Regions from separate parts of the Homo sapiens genome. Here regions 1 and 3 are each linked to region 2. Evidence: chromatin contacts called from ENCODE Hi-C or POLR2A ChIA-PET data. All regions are on one chromosome and are shown on one strand. Each heading gives the region's core, a stretch centred on a gene start or an enhancer-like site at or near the end of the contact. The rest is flanking DNA. Distances are from core to core; before and after follow the strand shown.

Evidence for each region. Hi-C counts contacts between places; a loop is a spot of excess contacts on that map. ChIA-PET counts read pairs that join two places held with the same protein, here RNA polymerase II (POLR2A). Pooled maps may share reads with other maps.
Region 1: a loop to region 2 is called in a pooled map, with 5 times the contacts of the local background. The contact joins the enhancer-like site here to the promoter of ARHGAP12 in region 2. A Hi-C loop is called at or near these places in 1 of 37 single-sample maps with no recorded cell type and 2 of 50 pooled maps. POLR2A ChIA-PET finds 5 or more read pairs at or near these places in 1 of 52 experiments (activated T-cell).
Region 3: a map of CD8-positive, alpha-beta T cell shows a loop between it and region 2 (6-fold over the local background). The contact joins the promoter of ITGB1 here to the promoter of ARHGAP12 in region 2. A Hi-C loop is called at or near these places in 1 of 168 maps with a recorded cell type or tissue (CD8-positive, alpha-beta T cell), 6 of 37 single-sample maps with no recorded cell type and 14 of 50 pooled maps. POLR2A ChIA-PET finds 5 or more read pairs at or near these places in 1 of 52 experiments (activated B cell).

What each region holds. Positions count from the first base shown.
Region 1 is chr10:33,094,733-33,097,432 of GRCh38, forward strand. All of the region lies in intron 1 of IATPR (ITGB1 adjacent tumor promoting lncRNA), which reads right to left. Among named protein-coding and RNA genes, the nearest start is that of IATPR, 21 kb to the right of the region's middle. RefSeq lists an enhancer at 1,235-1,900. Within about 2 kb of position 1,364, at least 2 of the 41 ENCODE cell types and tissues checked have a DNase peak (open chromatin) inside an H3K27ac peak, as active enhancers do.
Region 2 is chr10:31,927,466-31,930,165 of GRCh38, forward strand. It overlaps ARHGAP12 (Rho GTPase activating protein 12), which reads right to left and starts at 1,366. Exons shown (of 20, transcript NM_018287.7): 1 at 1,218-1,366. It overlaps LOC107984219 (a long non-coding RNA gene), which reads left to right. Exons shown (of 3, transcript XR_001747415.2): 1 at 1-578; 2 at 1,197-1,357. RefSeq lists a silencer at 1,038-1,537.
Region 3 is chr10:32,956,853-32,959,552 of GRCh38, forward strand. ITGB1 (integrin subunit beta 1) reads right to left here and starts at 1,378. Exons shown (of 16, transcript NM_002211.4): 1 at 1,293-1,378. RefSeq lists silencers at 76-237, 631-1,080, 1,151-1,730 and an enhancer at 1,901-1,950.

The DNA of each region.
Region 1 (2,700 bases), core at 114-2,613, 1.2 Mb after region 2:
TGGGTCTTTCCTGTACTGTTCATGTGATAGTGAATAAGTCTCATGAGATCTGATGGTTTTTTAAAAAGAGAAGTTCCCCTGCACAAGCTCTCTCTCTTTGCCTGCTGCCATCCATGTAAGATGTGACTTGCTCCTCCTTGCCTTCTGCCAAGATTGTGAGGCTACCTCAGCCACGTGGAACTGTAAGTTGATTAAACCTCTCTTTCTTTTGTAAATTGTCTTTATCAGCTTCATGAAAATAGACTAATACAAAGACCTAATTAGGGAATTCCTCAAATACACAAAGGAGTCTACTAAATGCTGGATATCTAAACAACTTCCACTACTTATACCCAGAAACTTAAATCTAACTCAAGCCAGAAAACACCTTTGAAGGTGAAATTTCCAAACAAGAGCAGACTAAATTGGGCTTGTTTTATTAACCCAGGTCTCAGCTTCCTTTGTTACTTGGAGATGAACCTGACTACCTCTACCACGTGCTTCTGGGGCTTTCTGGTTGTTTTTCCAAGGGAGGCAATTCCATAATATACAGGGCACATGTGAAATAAGATACACTGTCTGGGAGACAGCAAGCAGGTTGTCCTAAAGGGTAAGATCTAATTCTTGCATTTAAAATTTTTCCTCTGGAAAATTGTGTCAAATCTCAAAAATAATGCTATATAGGGTAAAATAATGATTTGGAGTTAACTGTACACACAGCCCAATTCCTTTGTGATAATAGGGTTTTTTTTCCTATTATATCAACAGAACAGCACTTTGGAACATATGCACTTGAATACGTGATTTTACCAAATCAAGGAAATTCAGTAAGAATCTTTATGATGCAATTTTACTCTTCAGACTAAAAGTACATAAATACATATCACACACACATTTGATACATAATATAATTATTCTATACCATAATATGTCACATATTAGCATATAATATATGAAATGTAATTATCTGTGATATATAATGAAAATTATATATTAAATATGTATAATTATACATAACATAGTATGTTTATAGCATAGTGTAGCATATAAATTGTCTTATATCTCTTTTTGCTTATTTTCTCCCTTTATCTCATATTAATTATTTGCCCATTTTGAAACTCATGAAGTAACAGTTTAATAAATTAGGTATTATCATTTGCTAAACAGGTGATTAGGGAGAGAGGTAAAGTGATATTTTAAGTAATTTCTTTGGAGTATCTTCTTGCTACTGTGTTCTCTGTTTCTGTCAGTGTAACGGGGAAATTGAAAGTTGGCTAGATATCATTTTAAGCTACTATTCATTTTCATTTCCCCATTTTATTTTTGTGAGACTATTTCACTTGTCAGTTCAAGACGTTAGACACATTTGATTAAATTATCAGTGAGTGATCATTGTGACAGTAAGACGCAGAAGAGGAGAGGTGAAAAACGTTTGCAAAAGAAAAGCAGAGATATAGAAGAATGGGTAGGAAATGAATGGGGTGATGAAACAGAGAAGTCTCAATAAAGCCCCTGATAAACAAAGCCAGGTGTCCCAGCAGAAAACCTTGCTTCCCCCATCCAGCTGTGCTCCACAGGCAGCCCCTCTTTCATCTGGGCAGATCCTTTTCATAGTTAAAATAGCTACTATCAACTTAGGAATAAATGTGCCCACAGTACAGCTTCTTTATAAGAATGGCATCATTCCCTCTTCTGTTAATGGAGATGGTCTCTATCTACATGGATGTATAGAGAAAGGATTTTTAAGACCCACTTTACCCCAGATCTGTTTTACAGCAAAGCTCTTCATGATAAGTTCCAGCCAACATCACATTTCACAGAGCTTGAGAAAGCCAGCGCAGTGGGGAATCCAATCTCCCAGGGTGTGGTAGCATCTTCTTATATATTTGGAGTCCCTTCATACATAAATCAGAGGAGAAGACAGTCATGTAATGCTCACAATTATGGCCTGTGAAGTATGCAAGACCTGGGTCTCAGAAAGCCACAGCTCCACAAGGCATTAGATTTATGCCCATAGCAAATTACCAAAACTCTCAGAAGCCCTTTTGTGCTGGTCCACAGTGGAGGAGAAGTCATGGAATTTTTTCAAGAAGGATGTTGGAAAGATTGCATGAGGAAAAGTTCTCAGGATGCTGTCAGGCATACAGTAATTATTATAATCAGAATATGGTTGTTAATTCTTGTTGATGAAAATAGCCAAACTTTGTAAAATATTTAAAGAGATTTATTCTGAGCTAAATGTAAGGACCATGATCTGTGACACAACCTCAAGAGGTCCTGAGAACATGTGCCCAAGGTGGTTGGGTTACAGCCTGGTTTTATATGTTTTAGGGAGACATAAGATATCAATCAGTACATGTGAGGTACATATTGGTTTGGTCTGGAAAGGCAAGACAATGTGGAGCTGTGGGGGAGGTGGTGAGGAAAAGGGCTTCCAGGTCATAGGTAGATTTAAAGATTTTCTGATTAGCAATTGGTTTAAAGAGTTAAGTTATTATCTAAAGACTGGGAATCAATAGAAAAGAGTGTCTGGGTTAAGATAACGGGCTGTAGAAACCAAGGTTTTTATTATGTAGATGAAGTCTCGTAGGTTGCAGCCCTTAGATACAATAGATGGCAAATGCTTGCTATTCAGATCTTTAAAAGGGGGAGAATATAATGAGCCATGTCCAACGGCCCCCCACTTCCGATCATGGTCTAAATTAGTTTTTCAGGTTTCTT
Region 2 (2,700 bases), core at 116-2,615:
TGGCAGAACCTGAATCAGAACCCGAGTGAGCCTTCCTTCCTCCACCACCTCCCTTTAGGAACGCATGCCTAAATAGTCGATAAAATCTACTTCTCAATGTCATGATTAACCCAAAAGCCAGCCACAACCAATCGTGTTATTAGAGTGCTAAAAGCCTCTATCCACAACAAACACTCCACTTGGGATGACATTAAAACTTTCGATAAAGGTGTACTTTCAACGTCGTGCTTTAGCCTTTGAAAATACATTTACAAAACTGCAGCTGCAGTCAAAAGGAAAACATCACACGCCTCGAAAGCTGAAGGGCGTGCCTTTTTCTCTAACGAAGACCGTGTGGCCATTTCTTCTCAAAGGGTCTGCAGTCACTTAAGATAGCAACGCGTAAAGGACAGCCGTTCTGAGAAGACAACCAGCTCCCCTGAGATGGGAGGCGGGCTGCACGCTGGTAAAGAGGATTTTTCAATTCAAGGACTTTGAGGAGATTCCGCCCAGATAAGCTGGAGGGGAGCGAATGCACGTCCATCCAGCAGGGGCAGGGCACCGGGAAAGACCGCAAAGAAGAAAGTGTCCGGTTTAAGGTCAACAGTCCTCGAGGGACGCCCCAGGTGGATTCCCCGGGTGGGCTCCCCGGGTGGGTGGAGGCCTGCAAGCCCCACCGCGATTAGGGAGTGGGCCCAGGGCGCGGGAGGGGCCGGGCCGGCCTTTTGCGCACACACACACACACACACACACACCCGCCTTTTGCAGACACACGCGCGCGCACACACCCGCCTTTTGCACATAGACACGCACACACCCGCCTTGTGCACACACGCGCGCACTCTCCCGCACTCACACACACACCCGCGCACCCTCACACTCTCCTCCCTGGGGGCGGGGCGGGCGGGCGCTGCCCTCACACAGGAAGTCAGGAAACCCAGGGGGCAGAGAAGCCACAACTTCGGGCCATTTAAACCCTCTCGCCCACGTCAGCCAATAGGCTGCGCCGGCCCCCTCCCCCTCGGCGCCTAACCCCCGCGCCCAGAGCCCCTCGCTGCGCGCCCGACCTCCCTTTGCGCGCACCTCCGCGGCGCCGCCGCCGCCGCCGCCGCGCCTCCCGCACACGCCTCCCCCCGACTCCACCGCCCTCGGCGGGCACAGCCCGGCCCCGGCGCGCCTTTGTGCAGCGCCTCGCCAACCTGCCCTCCGTCCGCCAGGACCCGCGCCCTGCACCTCACCGGGAGCCCGGCGGCCTCGCAGCAGGCGGCTCCCTTCTTAGTCCGCCCCGCGGCTGCGGGTCGACGACGCGAGCCCGAAGAGCGTTCACACGGCTACGGCCGCGGCCGGCCCGTCCCCGCAGGCTGGCCTCTGAGGGAGGGTAAGTTACAGGGCACGTCGGAGCGCGCCGGCGCGGGGGCGGGGCTCACGTGACGCGCGGGGGCGGGGCGGGAGGCTCACGTGATGGCCCGGGCGAGCTGGGCGGGCGCGGGTCTCCGGGACGGTCTGGGGTGGCTAGGGGGTGCGGCGCCCGGCGGGGATCCGAATAGGGGGCAGCCAGCGTACGGTGTGGGAACTCGGGCCGGCGCGGGAGCCTGCGGTCAAGGGGGCTCAGCACTTTGTAAACAAGGAGTGGGAAGCGTTAAAAAAACGCTCGTAGGGAAAACCAGGGAAGGGCGGACATAGCGCCAGGGTGGCAGGAATGGAGCCCGGGCAAAGACGGCCCTGCCGTGGGCCCTAGCGCTCCCTTCGTCGGCCCCTGGAGCTGCGGCCGGGCGTGGGTCAGTCGTTCACGGGCCCGGAAATTCCACTGGGACACCCGAAAAAGTGCTGCACGCCGCCTGAGGGAGACGGAAAGGGACCCGGGGCACTGAGTCCATTGCTGGGGTCGCCAGGGTACGTGGCAGGACCCGCTGTGCACACTCGGGACTGAGGAGACCCCTGGGACGCGGAGAGCCGCTCCAGGGCAGAACCAGTCCGTCAGCATTTAGCCTTCCACGGGCCTGAGGGTGCGAGCCCTGCGGGGGCCACAGGGTCATTGTCCAAAGTCATCCCCGTTTGCACTGTGGCAGCACCGAACCCGGAAGTAACAGCTTTGGCAGGTCTTTGATGGTGATCCAGTGGCAGGAGGAGCTCAGCTGGAATGGGAATCAGGAAAGAGACCTGGCTTCTGCCATTTATTGGCACTTCACCCTTCTGAACCTCAGCTTTCAAATGAGAGCTGGCTTCTAGGTCTAGAATACAGTGAGTGTGAGAAAAATAACTGAGAGGCGTTGGGACTTCAGTAACTACTCATTCCTTAACCAGTTGTTGATTGTGCCTGTTGTGCCAGGATGAAATATTTGTTAATAATAGAGACCAGAAAGGAGAGGGGGGAAAAAACAAGCATATGTATGATTCAAGCAATGAAGAGCTACTCTCCGGAGTTGGCTCTTTCCTGTGCTTCACTTCGTACTTGAAGATGCCACAATGCCTGGCTTCCTTATCAACCAGCTGAACTCCGAATTGTGCCTTACAGGATGCGAAGAATCCGGTAGGGCAGTGGCAAGACTTTAACAGCTGTGGTTTACAACCTTCTTATTAAATTAAGTCTAATGCGAGCTAAAGTGTTAAGATAGTCTCCATTTAGAAAGGAAAGAGGCTTACAATGAGAATTTTTGAAAAATAAGCCTGAGACTGTGCTGTCTCTATCGTTGCATTTGCTTTTCACAGTCCTTGGCACCC
Region 3 (2,700 bases), core at 128-2,627, 1.0 Mb after region 2:
CAATACTCATTGAGCATCTACTCTCAAGCTAAGTTTTTTACATTTTGCATTTGATTTTCAGAACTATAGTTAGGAAGGTTACTTGTGGTTTAAACGCGGACTCTGGAACTAGACCCCATGCCTTCTCCAGGAGCTCCTGATGACCACAGGCAACTTACTTTTGCTCCCTGTGCCTCAGTTTCTTCACTCGGAAAATGGGAATCGAAACAGTACCAATCTCATTAGAGCGGTTCCAGAATTAAATAATACATGTAAAATGCCTAGAGCTAAACTTGGCCCTCACTGTCATTATTATAAAAATGAATTATTAATGTAGATATTACTGTTCCTATTTCACAGATGAGGAAACGGAAGCTTAGAGAATGCAACTTACTAATGATCATACCAATGAGTGCAAAGTTTTGGACTCAAAAGCACGAATTTGATTAAATAAAAGTTACTTAGAGAGTAGGAGTCTCATAAATCCAATTTATGAAGCCTAAGAAATGACACGCGGTAAAATGATACTAGACACAGGCCGGGCTCTCAGGCTCGCGGACCGGGTCTGAGCACAAGCTGGCCATGGCCATGCGTCCTGGTCCCGGGGTGCCCGGCAGGGACCGGCGACTCTTGACGTTTATAAACACGGGGAAGTGGACTGCACTGCCGCCACCGCACCCCCGGTCCCCAGCGGCTCCACTAAGCCAACTTCTACCCGGCTCCCGCCGCCCCCGCCCGCGGCGCTGGCCCCAGGGCCGCCTCCTGGCAGCCGGAGGAGACCAGTCCCCGTCGCGGGCGCCGACGGCTGGCTCGACGCTGCTCCAAGGACAGCAGCTCGCGAGGGAGCGAGAGACAAAGGCACCGGACCCGTCCAGGGGAGCGCCGAGTCCCAAACGCCGAGCCCCGGGTGGCCTCGCTGGCTCCCACCTGCGCTTGCCCAGCCCGGCGGGAGACCGCAGGTGTCAGGGGCCGTTCGGGCCCGGTCCCCCGCAGCTCCGGCAGCCCCGACGTGACAGCGCCCAGGCCGGCGACCCTCACGTTCGGAACGCGGCTGGGCTGGCTCTGCGCCCGGGGGCTGCCAGCGCCGGGGACCCGAGGCGGGTGGCGGCGTGCGGACTTCCTCCTGGACTAGCCTGGAATCCTGCCCCAGCCCCCAACCGCTGGCGGCCGCCCCCGCCCCCGCCCCCGCCCCCACCCCCACGCCCGGCACAAAGGTCCCGGCGCGGCCCGGCCGGCGGCTTTAAGTGCTGCCGCGCACAGGAGACCGGAGGCCGCGGCCCGCGCTCCCACACCCGAGGCCCGCCGGCCCCTACCTTTTCCGCGCGGCGTCCGGGGCCCGGCGCGGTGGGCTCGGGCCTGCTGTTCCGCGACTCCCGCTGGGCCTCTCCCGCGGGCTGGCGGGGCCTCCCGGGTGTCGGGCGCGGCGGGTGGCGGCGGCTCCTCCTCCTCAGGGGCGGGAGGAGGGGACTCGGCGGCCCAGAGCCGCCCCCCGGCAGGAAACCAGCCGCGGCCCCGCCTCCTCTGCGCGTCTGATCCCGCTCCCGAGGCCGCCGCCGCCCTCTCCCTCCGGAAACGCATTCCTCTCCCGCCGCGTCAGCCCGGCCCGGGGCTAGGAGGAGGCGGAGGATGGGGCAGGAAGTGCGACCGGGACAAAGGAACCGGCTGCGCGGGAGCGCGCCTGAGGGAGGCCGCGGGGGGCAGGGCCGGGACTGCGTTGAGACAGTCGCCGTGCCTCAGTTTCCTCCTCTGCGAAGGGCGGGAGGAGTCGGACGCGCCCTAGAGCCCCGCGCGTTCCTGGTGTAGCCTGCTGGGCCCGTGTTCTTTAAGTTCCTCTTCCTCGGAGCCGCGCGTTCGACCCTCGCTCCCGTTTGTCCACTGATGTCCCGTTTCGAGCCCGGGAGATCCTGCATCTCGGAAGCCCCCTGAGTCCCGAGGCAAATCGGGACCGTGAGCCCCCCTACCCTGCAGGGCTCCATGGGGCCAAAAACCACGTGGTCCTTCTGGAAGGGAACTGGCTAAGCCAGGACTGCTTTTCTGGAGTGATAATGTGCTTGCCTGTGTCTAAGAGAAAGGTGAAGAATTGGGAAACCCATGGGTGTCACGAAGGGTGGTGAGACTGGGGAACGTTTTAGAAAACCTGGTGAGTTGCGTCCTGCTTTTGATAGATTTATCTGGAGGTACCTTTATGGGGAACAGGGATGAGAAGGAAAAGTTTCTTCCTAAGGAGTACAGTTTCTGTTTCACCTCTTAAAAAAAAAAAATTTGGAGATTGGGGCTGGAAACAACGTTTGAAAGAGAAGGAAACATTCATTATGAGAATGGCTGAACGCATGTCGATTCGATGATTGAAGTCTGTACCAGCCAAAATCATACTGAAACCCAGTAATTTAGTATATGCTACTGGCAAGCTGCTATCCTGGTAGCAGAAAATGCTGTGGGTTCCGCTTGGTGAGCTGCAGCACCCTGTTGGGAAAAGAGCTCAAAAATTACCAGATTTATGAAATAGAAGTGTTTCTCTTGCAGGAGATTAGGGACTGGAATGCCCATTTGGCTGCTGCCAATCAATATAAGAGAAAATGAAGCGATCACATCTAAGAAAATTTGCTCATTACTTACCAGCAAAATCAAAACTTGATTAGCCAATCTGAAGACCTCTAGGAAATGAGCACTATTTTTCCCACTTAATGGATGTTCAAGCTTAAGAGGCTAAATGATGTTCCT